Regions from separate parts of the Homo sapiens genome. Here region 2 is linked to region 1. A link is a contact called in ENCODE Hi-C or POLR2A ChIA-PET data. All regions are on one chromosome and are shown on one strand. The core of a region is the stretch at or near the end of the contact, and the rest is flanking DNA. Distances in the headings are between cores, read along the strand shown. Region 1 holds the start of NANOS1 (nanos C2HC-type zinc finger 1). Region 2 overlaps GRK5 (G protein-coupled receptor kinase 5).

The links. Hi-C counts contacts between places; a loop is a spot of excess contacts on that map. ChIA-PET counts read pairs that join two places held with the same protein, here RNA polymerase II (POLR2A). Pooled maps may share reads with other maps.
Region 2: a loop to region 1 is called in a map with no recorded cell type, with 2.9 times the contacts of the local background. The contact joins the enhancer-like site here to the promoter of NANOS1 in region 1. A Hi-C loop is called at or near these places in 1 of 37 single-sample maps with no recorded cell type and 4 of 50 pooled maps. POLR2A ChIA-PET finds 5 or more read pairs at or near these places in 1 of 52 experiments (AG04449).

Annotation. Positions count from the first base shown.
Region 1 is chr10:119,028,245-119,033,252 of GRCh38, reverse strand. NANOS1 (nanos C2HC-type zinc finger 1) reads right to left here and starts at 3,539. Exons shown (of 1, transcript NM_199461.4): 1 at 1-3,539. The coding sequence starts at 3,451. The coding sequence ends at 2,573. LINC03036 (long intergenic non-protein coding RNA 3036) reads left to right here and starts at 3,682. Exons shown (of 4, transcript NR_186540.1): 1 at 3,682-3,908. RefSeq lists silencers at 2,468-2,767, 3,138-3,347, 3,468-3,937 and an enhancer at 3,762-4,262.
Region 2 is chr10:119,439,082-119,444,774 of GRCh38, reverse strand. GRK5 (G protein-coupled receptor kinase 5) reads right to left here. Exons shown (of 16, transcript NM_005308.3): 10 at 5,007-5,044; 11 at 2,687-2,776; 12 at 1,023-1,231. Among named protein-coding and RNA genes, the nearest start is that of MIR4681, 64 kb to the right of the region's middle. RefSeq lists an enhancer at 1-696. Within about 2 kb of position 3,354, at least 15 of the 41 ENCODE cell types and tissues checked have a DNase peak (open chromatin) inside an H3K27ac peak, as active enhancers do.

The DNA of each region.
Region 1 (5,008 bases), core at 2,290-4,789:
GGAAAACCTAGGCAAATTTGGCACAGGGGCTGAACATGGGGTACTTTTTTTCTTTTTTGGAGACAGAGTCGCTCTGTTGCTCAGGCTGGAGTGCAGTGGCGTGATCTGGGCTCACTGCAACCTCCGCCTCCTGGTTTCAAGCAATTCTCCTGCCTCAGCCTCCTGAGGAGCTGGGATTACAGGCGCCCACCACACCACCCGGCTAATTTTTGTATTTTTAGTAGAGACGGGGCTTCGCCATGTTGGCCAGGCTGGTCTCCTGACCTTGTGATCCACCCCCGCCTCGCCTCCCAAAGTGCTGGGATTACAGGCATGAGCCACCACACCCGGCCTGAAAATGGGGTACTTTAAAAATAGATGAATAGTGGCTGCCTGAGTAGTGGAGAGGGTCTTCTGGATTCCTTTTCCAATACTCTCCTGCCCTCAAGAAGCTCCAGCTCAATATGTTCTTAGTTCTGGTAAAATAGCAATGTCAGAATATCAAATTAACATTAGGCACATCTCATCACAGTGACTCCCATATATTGAGGCTATGCCAAAGCCCCATGCTCAAGACCTTTGGAAACCGTCTGTAATTTGACTCTGAAAATACAAAGTAGCTAAATTGATCTTGCCACCTGGCTAGCCCTTTTGGCCTAGAGAATGCGCTGATCTGTTCATAGTGGTCCTTTTGAAAAGGCAGAACACGAGCAGTGAGAGAGGTAAGAGGATTCATGTTGACCTTAGAAACTTCACCCAGAAGGTGAAGCTCATTTAAACTGGTAGATTTTCTATAGCAAAAGAAAGGAGAACAAGTAATTACATGGTTTCATTAAGCTACTTAATTTAGGCCCAGTCAGATCTGCAGTTCTCTCTGGTCTGGGGTTAAGACTAGCAGCGTTGGATTATTTGTCTTTCCTGGCTAAGAAACATTGTGCTTTCCTCCTGCCCCCCAAGTTCTTGAAATGCACCTTTTCTTTCACCAAAAAGACAGCTATCGGGTATTTACCCCATCCTCTAACACACCTTCAAATGAAGGTTCCTGATTGAGTCAATTTGCTGTGGATGAAGTTAGCTGTTTAATGCGAAAGCAGTCTAACTTCTAGTAGCCTAGCTAAATCCTACTGGGAGCCTTATACACGTAGACTAAACTCTTGCTGGTATCTTCAGATAGTAATGCATTTGTGTATTTCAGATGAGTTCATCTTAATTCACTTCCATTTTTTGCCTTCTATTGCCTTGCTTGGCAGGTAGCTGCATTCCATAGTGTGGCATTCAGTATGGTGGATTTAAAAGTGAGGGTGGGAGGGTAAAGTAGGGGTTAGGAACTTTTGCCCAAGGATCAGGTTTAGTCTTGCTTATGGGTAAACTGGTGGGGTTCCGGAAACCGACATGGGTCTTCCAGTAGGAGTGGGAACACATGAAGGACCCCCAACAATTCCTTTAATTAGTGCTTATTCTAGTTTGAGCACTGCCTGTATTAAAGTCAGACGCAGCCCACGGTGGAACCTTCTTGAATACGAGTTAATACACGAATAGCTCAGAGCTAGAGATCCATCTTCTATTTGTTTGACAGGCAACAGCTGGAATGGGCTTTCCTCCACTAGGAACCCTGAAATTGAGTAATCTAGGGTGAATTAATACTGCTGTCTTCCCTTCCTCCCTTTGATCTTAATATCATAAACGTTTTTAAAGAACTGGAAGAGGGTGAGTGTGTAGAGAAAATGCCAAGTAGGAAAGTTACAGGTGAGATTAATGAATTCATACTGTTACTGTATAAATACACAATTTTTTTAAACAGCACCATTTCCAAGTTATACACAATATGATTATGACTTGGCACAACTTTTAAAGGTGGAAAAGGCTAGTTGCTAGTTCAGTAATAAAATACCTGGTACATAGAACGATAAGGAGCTGTATTCTACCTGCTACACATTGTGCATTTTACACCTCCAGCTAGGACAGAAACAAGCCACAAGCGGGGAATACCCGCCCAAATTAATACTGGAAAGTTTACAAAACCTTCACTTCTCATAAGGGTGATGCTACCAGCGGCTTGCTTCACCTGGAATTAGAGTAACTGATTTTTAAAGACAACTGAGAATATTAACTCGCTTCAAACAATAAAATAGTCATTTTGCCGACATTTCATAAAATCGCCAGTTTTAAGCTCAGTTCAGAGGCTTTTAAAAAAATATTCTAGACCTAGTAAAGTGCCTCCATTCATAAAATGAAACATCCAAGATTGAGACAATTTCATACTGATGCGCATCTAAAATAGGTCGACGTATACAGTAAATAAACAGCGCCTCTAAGTTGCCATATTTCAGTTAGTGGAATACACACCCAGCCTTCGCCGTTCTGGATGTGCAAACTAGAAACTGAAGACAAATGGGGATTTCAGCGTCTAGTCCCAATCGTTCAGCACGGAAGTACTCCACACGGTCGGCTGCTTTTCAAAAACCACCAGGACGACGTCCCATGTCGAGCCGACCGCTGAGCCGCACGCCTCCCCACGGCGGGGGCGAGATGGTGCGCAGACCTAGCGGTGCGAGGGGCGGCGGCGACCCTGGGCGGCCGGGAGCCCGGGCCTTCAGCGCAGCTTCTTGCCAGGCGGGCCGTCCCTGGCGCTGCGGGGCGGCGGGCGGGCGGGCGGCGGCGGCACTTTGGAGAGCGGGCAGTACTTGATGGTGTGCGCGTTGTCGCCGCTGGCGCCGCACAGGGGACACGTGTAGCGGCGCAGCACGGGACACAGCACTCGCCCGTCGGGGCCCTTGAGGATATGGGTGGTGTAGAGCGCCATCGCCTCCTTGTTGTTCCGGCAGAACACGCACACCTGCAGCTCGGGCTTCAGCAGCCGGGCGGCCGCCGCCCCGGAGGCCGCGTGCAGCCGGGGCTCGGCCGCCCACGCCGGGGCCCGCTCCTCGCGCGGCGTCGCCTCGCTGGTGGTGGTGGCGGCGGCGGCGGCGGCGGGCGCGCAGCCCAGCAGCACGGCGGCGGCACGACCCGCGAACGGGCTCAGCTCGGCGAAGCGCTCCTCCAGCAGCCCGGCCTCGGCGGGGCCCGCGCACAGCTCCAGCGCGCGCAATTCCAGCGCGCTCCCCAGGTAGCGGCCCCGGGACCCCGGCTCGTCGCTGTCGTCGTCGTCGTCCTCGTCGTAGTCGGGCGGCCCCAGCGCCGGCCCCAGCGCCCCAGGCCCGGCCCCCGTGTGGGGGGAGCAGCAGGACGACGAGGAGGAGGAGGGCGGGGAGCCGCCGCCGCCGTTCCCACCGCGGGCGCAGCCGAAGCGCGGCTCGCCGTCCACCGCTTTGGTGATGAGCGTGGCGAGCCCCAGGTAGTCGTTCCAGGAGCTGAAGGGCTGCGGGTGCGCCGGGCCCGGGGCGCTCACGTAGCGGGCGCTGGGCACGAGCGCCATGGGCGGGGGGGCGCGGCCGCGGCGGGGCGAGCGGGGCGCCCAGGGGAAAGCCTCCATGGGCGGGCTGCGGGCCGCGCGCCGCCTCCCCGCCGCCGGCGCGGGCCGGACGGAAGGGACACGCCGAGCCTGCCCGCCGGCCTGCCGCGGGGTGGGGCCGCCGCGCCGCCTTTTATCGGGCCCACTCCTCCCCGCCCCCCGGCCTCGCCGCCGCGGCCCTGCCCCCTGCGTTCCCCCGCCCCGGCCACCTCGCCCGCGCCCCGGACGGAGGCGGAGCGGAGGCGGGCTGGCTGTGTGCGCGCTCCGCTCCAGCCCGCGCGGCTCCCGCGCCCCGCGCGCTGCGCCAGCCTCGCCAGCTGTCGGGCGGCCTTCATTCCGGGAGGGGGCGGGCGAGGCGCCGCCTCGAGCCGTGGCGCTCATTGGCTGCAGACCAGAGCCCCCCGGCGCCTCGGGCGCCGCTCCGGACGCTGATTGGTGGGAACACGGGGAGGGGGCGTGTTCTCCGCGCAGCTGGGAGGTGAGGAGAAAGTAGGGGAGAGAAGGGCCGGGAAGGGAGGGCCGCTGGGGCCCGCATTCGAGCGCCGGGCCTGGGCTTGGAGCAGGTGACCAGGCCTGGGTCTCCTCGGCCTGGTGGTGAGGCCCCCCGAGGACAGGGGTCAGGGTGGCCACAGGTTTACGCCCCCACCTCCCAGCCTTTAATGGCCCTAGGCCCTAATCCTGAGAATCCCCGCTATCCACCCCCTTCTCACCAACATCAGCATGAAAAGCTGGACGCGTTGGAAGGATGCAGCTCTCCCATCACAGCCGCCCAACCAGCCAGTGGCTTCCGTTTGCACCGCGCGTTGGAGCGCTTTCCCCTGGGCGAAATCCATACAAACCCTGAGGTTCGGGGAGGCTGTGGTTCCTGCCGCGGTAAGAGCGGAGGGACGCAGGACTTTCCGGCTGCACGCAGCAGCCTTCCTCCCAACAGGTGCTCAGGGACTTCAGCCAATGGGTGGCCGATAGCCGGTTACTTAGGTCGGGGTTGGGGCTGGGCCGGAAAATCTCATGGCTGGAGAGCCTAGGACAGTGACTGGGATGTGTGTGTGTGTGTGTACCCCCTCGCCCCAGAGGCCTGAGTCAAAATGTGGGTTGTATGTGCAGTTTGAAAAACAACGTGTATTCAATGTTATATTTTGTCTTCCTTCCTTCCTTCCTTCCTTCCTTCCTTCCTTCCTTCCTTCCTTCCTTCCTTCCTTCTTTCCTTCCTTCTTTCCTTCCTTCCTTCCTTCCTTCTTTCCCTCCTTCCTTTTCTTTCTTTTTTTTTCTTTTCTTTCCGCATCCCGGGTTCAAGCAATTCTCCTGCCTCAGCCTTCCAAGCAGCTGGGATTACAGATGCCCGCCACCATGCCGGGCTAATTTTTTGTATTTTAGTAGAGACGGGGTTTCACTATGTTGGCCAGGCTTGTCTTGAACTCCAGACCTCGCGATCCGCCTGCCTTGGCCTCCCAAAGTGTTGGTGTTACAGGCGTGAGCCACCGCGTCTGGCCTCTTTCTTTCTTTCTCACTCTTTCTTTTTTCTTCTTGATTTTTCTTTTTTCTTTTTTTTTTTTCTTGAGACAGGGTCTCACTATGTTG
Region 2 (5,693 bases), core at 2,105-4,604, 410 kb before region 1:
CTCCCCCCTCCCAGGCTCGGTTTGCCCATCTGTGGCTCCGGGTACATGGGATACGGGGTACATCTGTGGCTCCAGGGAGAGGAGAGGAAGTCTGTGGGCTGGCAATTGTGGAGCTGGGTGCTCCGGCCCCTCCTGTCCCTATGAGGCTGGCATTAGAGGGCAGCTGCTTGCAGTGGGGGTGCCAGCACAGCTGTGCTGGGGACCATAAGGAGGAGGGCCCCAAGGGGGCATGGGCTGGACTTGGGGGCTGAGAGCCAGGCAGCAGCAGGAAGTGGCCATCTCCCCACAAAGCCAGCCACTAGTCCTGGTTCCCAGGGAAGGGCCTGAGGGCCGGCATGGGGCGGCCCAGTGGCAGGGGTGCACGGGCGGACTCCACTCCCATATCCCCCACTTCCAATGGCTCCTGTCACTCCTTATCTGGCTTCCAGTCCCCCCATCTGGCCCCACCCACCCAGCTTTTGGGTGGGTCTGACCTCACTATCCCTAGACCCTGTCATGCAGGAGCCAGGCTGGCGTGACCAGCAGTCCATCTAGTGGTGGAAAACTTTGTTATAAGATGTTCAAAGACTGAAATCGTCGCCCCCACCCCCTGTAGCCCTTCGTCTTAAACCAACACCTTAGGATCCAGAGGTGGAGGGAGCAGGAGGCCCACGGGCAGGGGCCGGGGCTTGGCCCAAGGTTGCTTTGTGTCTGGGGCACCAGCTCAGACCATCTCTTCTCCGCCCTGTGTGGACCCCCCCACAGGCTGGATGTGAGGGTGTTCCACACTGTTCCCCTCACCCCTCTTCCCTTGGTTCCTGGGTGTCCCTGCCCCACCCAGGCTTTCTCCTGGAAGTCTCCGCTGACCACCCCAGTCCACAGCAAGGAGTGCCCTCAACTCTAGCTTGGTGGGCTGCAACCCCCACCCCCATGCTCAGACCCCTGTCCCTTCAGCCTGTTTGCTGTTCTGGGGACAGACTGGGGCCAGGCCCAGGGAGGGGAGCCACCAGCTTGAGGGTGGCATCTGGCCACCAGGAGCTCACCATCTTGCAGATGGACTTGGCCTCCTCGGAGAACTTGTGGGAGTACACCTCCTCCGTCTCCAGGACCCGGCGGTCCACCTCCTCCCGCTTCACCTTCTCCTTGCGGCCGCGGAACGGCGACTGGCCCTCGATCATCTCATAGATGAGGCAGCCAAGGCCCCAGTAGTCGGGGCTCAGGCCGTACCTCTGGTTGTTCAGGACCTCTGGAGCTGGGGGCAGAGGAGAGGAGAGAGGAGTGAGGAGGAGGGAGACAGCTGGTGGCGCTGCTCACAGAAGGCCTGGAGTTTCATGGCCGCCACCAACTCTTACCCCACCAACTGCTGTGAATACCACCCCCTCCAGGGAGCTTGCCCTGATGACTCTCCTCTGTGCCCCCGAAGGACTTTGACTGTAGCTTTAGAACTCTGACCACCGTGGATGGAGGTGTCCTGCACTCTTGATGTCCCCTCGCCTAGAACATGAGCTACTTTATTCACTACCGTAACAATATGACACCTGGCACAGAACAGGTGCTATCAGTATATTTGTTTCAATGAATAAAGGTGTATCTACCCAAATTAAAGATGATCTTAAATTTATCTGTAATTCAAACAATCTCTTGCTATGTCTTCTGTACCACTTTGATAAACCGAATTACAGATTTACCATAGAAATACAGAAAAGATAGTTCTGCAGCATCAGCACGTATGTCTGGAGGGAAATGCATCCACACATGTGCTGGTTTGCACACAAGAGCCGGGGCAGACAGATGCATGGAACACTCTGCAAAAGGAGACCCAGGCAAATGCACACACAGGTAGGCAGATCTATCATCCACCCATCCATCATCCATCATCCATCCAACCATCCATCCACCCGCCCACCCGCCTACCTATCAATCATCGATCAGCATTCATGTGGGCACACACACACTCACATACACACAGACACACACTCCACAGGTTGCCAAATGTCATGCAATCTGAAAAGGACCCTCTAGCACCAGAGACAAGGCACACCTCCTGTGCAGCTGCTGTCAGTACCAGCCTGACTAGAGGGCGGCAGCGTGCCTGCTCCCCGGGCACGCGCCTCTCAGGGGAAGGAGGGTAGGTGTGTGAAATGCACAGGAGGAAGCCCAGGGCGTGCCCCCAATTGGACGGGGGATTCTAGGGCACAGGACTTAACTCTGGGTCTCTTCCCTGCAACCCCCAGGACGCTGGTCTCAGAGCAGACTGAGGAAAGGTGGCAGGAGCCCAAGGCTGCTCTCTACTGGAATCATGCTTGGTGACACAGCAGCTGTGCGCGCCTCTCATTTGCGGGCTCTTGTGAATTACCTCCTTCCTCTCAAAGGCCTCTCCTCCCAGACCCCTGCTTCAATGTGGCCTCCCCTAGCAGCGCTGTATGCCAGGCCCCGACCCCTAAGAGTGGCTTGGCTTTGGACACAGGTGGGGCTGGGGGCCTGGGAGTGCAGAGAGCTCAGAGCAGTCATCACATCTGGGGCCCCTGTGCTCCCCCTCCCCCTGGCTAAGGCCGCCCCCCAGCAGCCCTGCAGAGACTGTGACTCTGTGTGTGATCAGCAGTGCATGAAGAGGCGAGAGGCTCTGCGGGCAGGCTCTGGGGGCTCGGCCGGCGGTGAGCAGGTGGTGGGTCTCAAGGTGCATTGACACAGGCAGCCCAGCACTCACCCATGTAGCCAACAGTGCCCACCCGGCCGCGGATCAGGTCTCCCTCGGGGATCTTCACAGCCAAGCCCAGGTCTGAGATCCTAATGTGGCCTGAGGGGGACAGCAGGGTCAGTGGGTCCCTGGGACAGCCGCATGGGCACCCGGCCTTGCTGTGTGCCCTTGGGCAAGGCATACGAGCTCTCGGCATTCTCATCTGTCCAAGGACAACAGGGACCCCAATCTGCCATCTCAGAGTGACCACAAGAGCCTTGGGAGAGTGCAGGTGTGGGAGGACACAGGAAAATGCCCACTCTTCAGGAGTGGAACATAAAGATGCAATAGGATGCCTGGACCCGGCTGGACGTTGACCGACCTGCCTAGTCAAAGGCTGAATGGGCTTCCTGGAACGCTGAGGTCAGAGAATCTTGGCTTGGTTCTGGGATTACTTCATGGGAAAAATGTGAGGTTCTTCTGGCATTATGCAACAATTTGCTTAAGGGGAAAAAATTATAAAACGATTTGGGAAGCAGCTCCCCGGCCTGCCTTGTTGGTCTCTGGAGATTGGTTGTTTTTCACTTTAGAGAAACGAGAAGGGAAAACATCTGGTCTGACCTGGCAGAGCCTGGAGATGAATCCCAGCTCACAGCCCAGGACTGAGCCCCCAGAGCGGGAGACGCTGAGCTGAGGCTCCACTTTGGTCTTTGTCCCTCCCACAGCCCACCTGGGCAGGGTCGCGGCCACAACTTACCCCACAGGAAGGAACACGTCCCCTTCCCTTCCCTGCCTATGGACACCAGGGCCCCACCCCCATCCCTCCAGCCTAGATGTCAGCAAGGGCCAGTGTCGAGACCCCGCCAGGCTGGAGCCGTGTGGACTCCCTGGCTCGGTGGGGGCTGACAGTCAGGATAGCAGAGGAGCAGCGTGGGCTTGGTTCTTAGACCAAGGGAGGCACCGGGCACATCCAGAGAGGGGCGGCAGGCCTGGGCCCTCCGACCGCCCCTCCACAGGGCAGTATCCCATGCAGACCTCTCTTCAGGTCATCAGCGACCCGGTTTCTCCCCTCCCTCTACTGGGGGCTGCCAGGTTCTGGGGCCTGGTGGGAGGAGACCCAGTTTCTGCCCTCAGCTCCCCACTGATGCTGCTGGGTGACTTTGGCAGGATGGCTCCCCTGAGGCTCAGTTTTGTCATCTGTTAAATGGGCACAGAGATGCTGCCTTGCCCTTCTCTGTGCAGGTGGGAAGATCTAGTCAGATCAAAGGTGTGGAAACCGGTGGCTCATGCCTGTAATCCCAGCACATAGGGAGGCCAAGGAGGGCAGATCACTTGAGGTCAGGAGTCTGAGACCAGCCTGGTCAACATGGCAAAACCCCATTTCTACCAAAGATACAAAAATTAGCCGGGCGTGGTGGCACGTGCCTGTAATCTCAGCTACTTGGGAGGCTGAGGCAGCAGAATCACTTGAACTTGGGAGGTAGAGGTTGCACTGAGTTGAGATTGCACCACTGCACTCCAGCCTGGGCAACAAGAGTAAAACTACATCTCAAAAAAAAAAAAAAATACAAAAACTAGCCAGGTGTGGTGGCGTGCACCTGTAATCCCAGCTACTTGGGAGGCTGAGGCAGGAGAATCACTTGAACCTGGGAGGCAGAGGTTGCAGTAGGCCGAGATCACGCCATTGCACTCTAGCCTGAGCAAGTGAGACTCTGTCTCAAAAAAAAAAAAAGAAGGTATAGGAACTATTTTCCAGGTGTGAGGCTAAACAGCTGTGAGGGGTACTGTGGTTGTTCTTATTATTCAGTGTCCACAGCCAAGAGAAAATAATGATGGTAATGCACAAACGTAATGCCTGAGACATTTACAGCTGGCTAGACTGACAAGCAATTCCCTCTCAAGCTGTCATGTAGAAGCCTCTCCACCACCCTCTTCCTTCTGGGTGGGCAGGGCAGGGCAGGACGCTTTGTTTCCATTTTACAAACAAGATGAGAGGTGGAGAACTTGATGGAAGTTAAGTATTTGCCCAGCATCTCTGAAATTCTGGACTCCTTGTTCAGTGCACTGTAGAGACCACGCCCGGCCAGAAGTTATTTTAACACTTAGAGCCTTATGGTCAAAGGGAATTTCAAAAACTCTGAATTTCAAAGTCTCTCTGAACACTGCCTGTTCACCAAGCGGAGCTCTGTTCACACTCACAGCTTTCCCCCTTCCCCAGGTACCCAGCACTGAGCAGTGGGAGTGGGGCCCGTGGTCAGCTTCCCCAGCCCTCTCTGAGAATCCCTGGGAGGCCCTTTGCTTTCTTGGGGTTGCAATGCTCACCTCAGCTACCGAGTAGGAAAAGACTTACCATAATCATCTAACAGGATGTTTTCAGGTTTCAGATCTCTGAAAGGAAAAACAACAAGCATCAGAGTGTGGGCATTCTGGGCAGGTAGGATACACTGGCATCTGGGTCGACCCCTCGGGCTAATCAGGCCTGAGTGGCCACAGTGTGTTTCCTTCCCACCTCCTGGCTCAGGCTGTCTGGTTTGAGTCAAAATGATCTTCAGCTAATTTTTCTCCTTCCAGTAATTTAAAGCAACACTGCCGTTTGCCACAGGCATTTCCCAATCCTGGAGGGTGACTGGGAAAGTTAGGAAAAGGCCAGTCATGGCCCCTGTTCACACATCAATGACTGCAGGTCTGAGGATACTCCAAGGCTGAGAAGACCCTGCAGGTCTCAGGAAGCCCTGAAGGCAGAACAGGGCCTGGAATGAAGGGAGCTGTGCAATTGGGAAGAGAGGATCAAAGGGGAGAAGGTGGGGACACAGGAAAAAGACCCCCTTTGGGATGGGGCCTGCAGGAGACTGGCATATCCCCCAACACCAGCTACGCTACAGCCTGGGAGAAAGAACAGCTACGGGGCATGGCATAGGTGTGGCTGCCTTATCCTGTCCCTAATGTCTCCTCTCTTGATGACAGGATCTTGCTCACAAGTAAGGGAGCCTCTGCATTCCCAGGATGAGGGGAGAGCCAGCAGAGGAGCTGCTTTTAT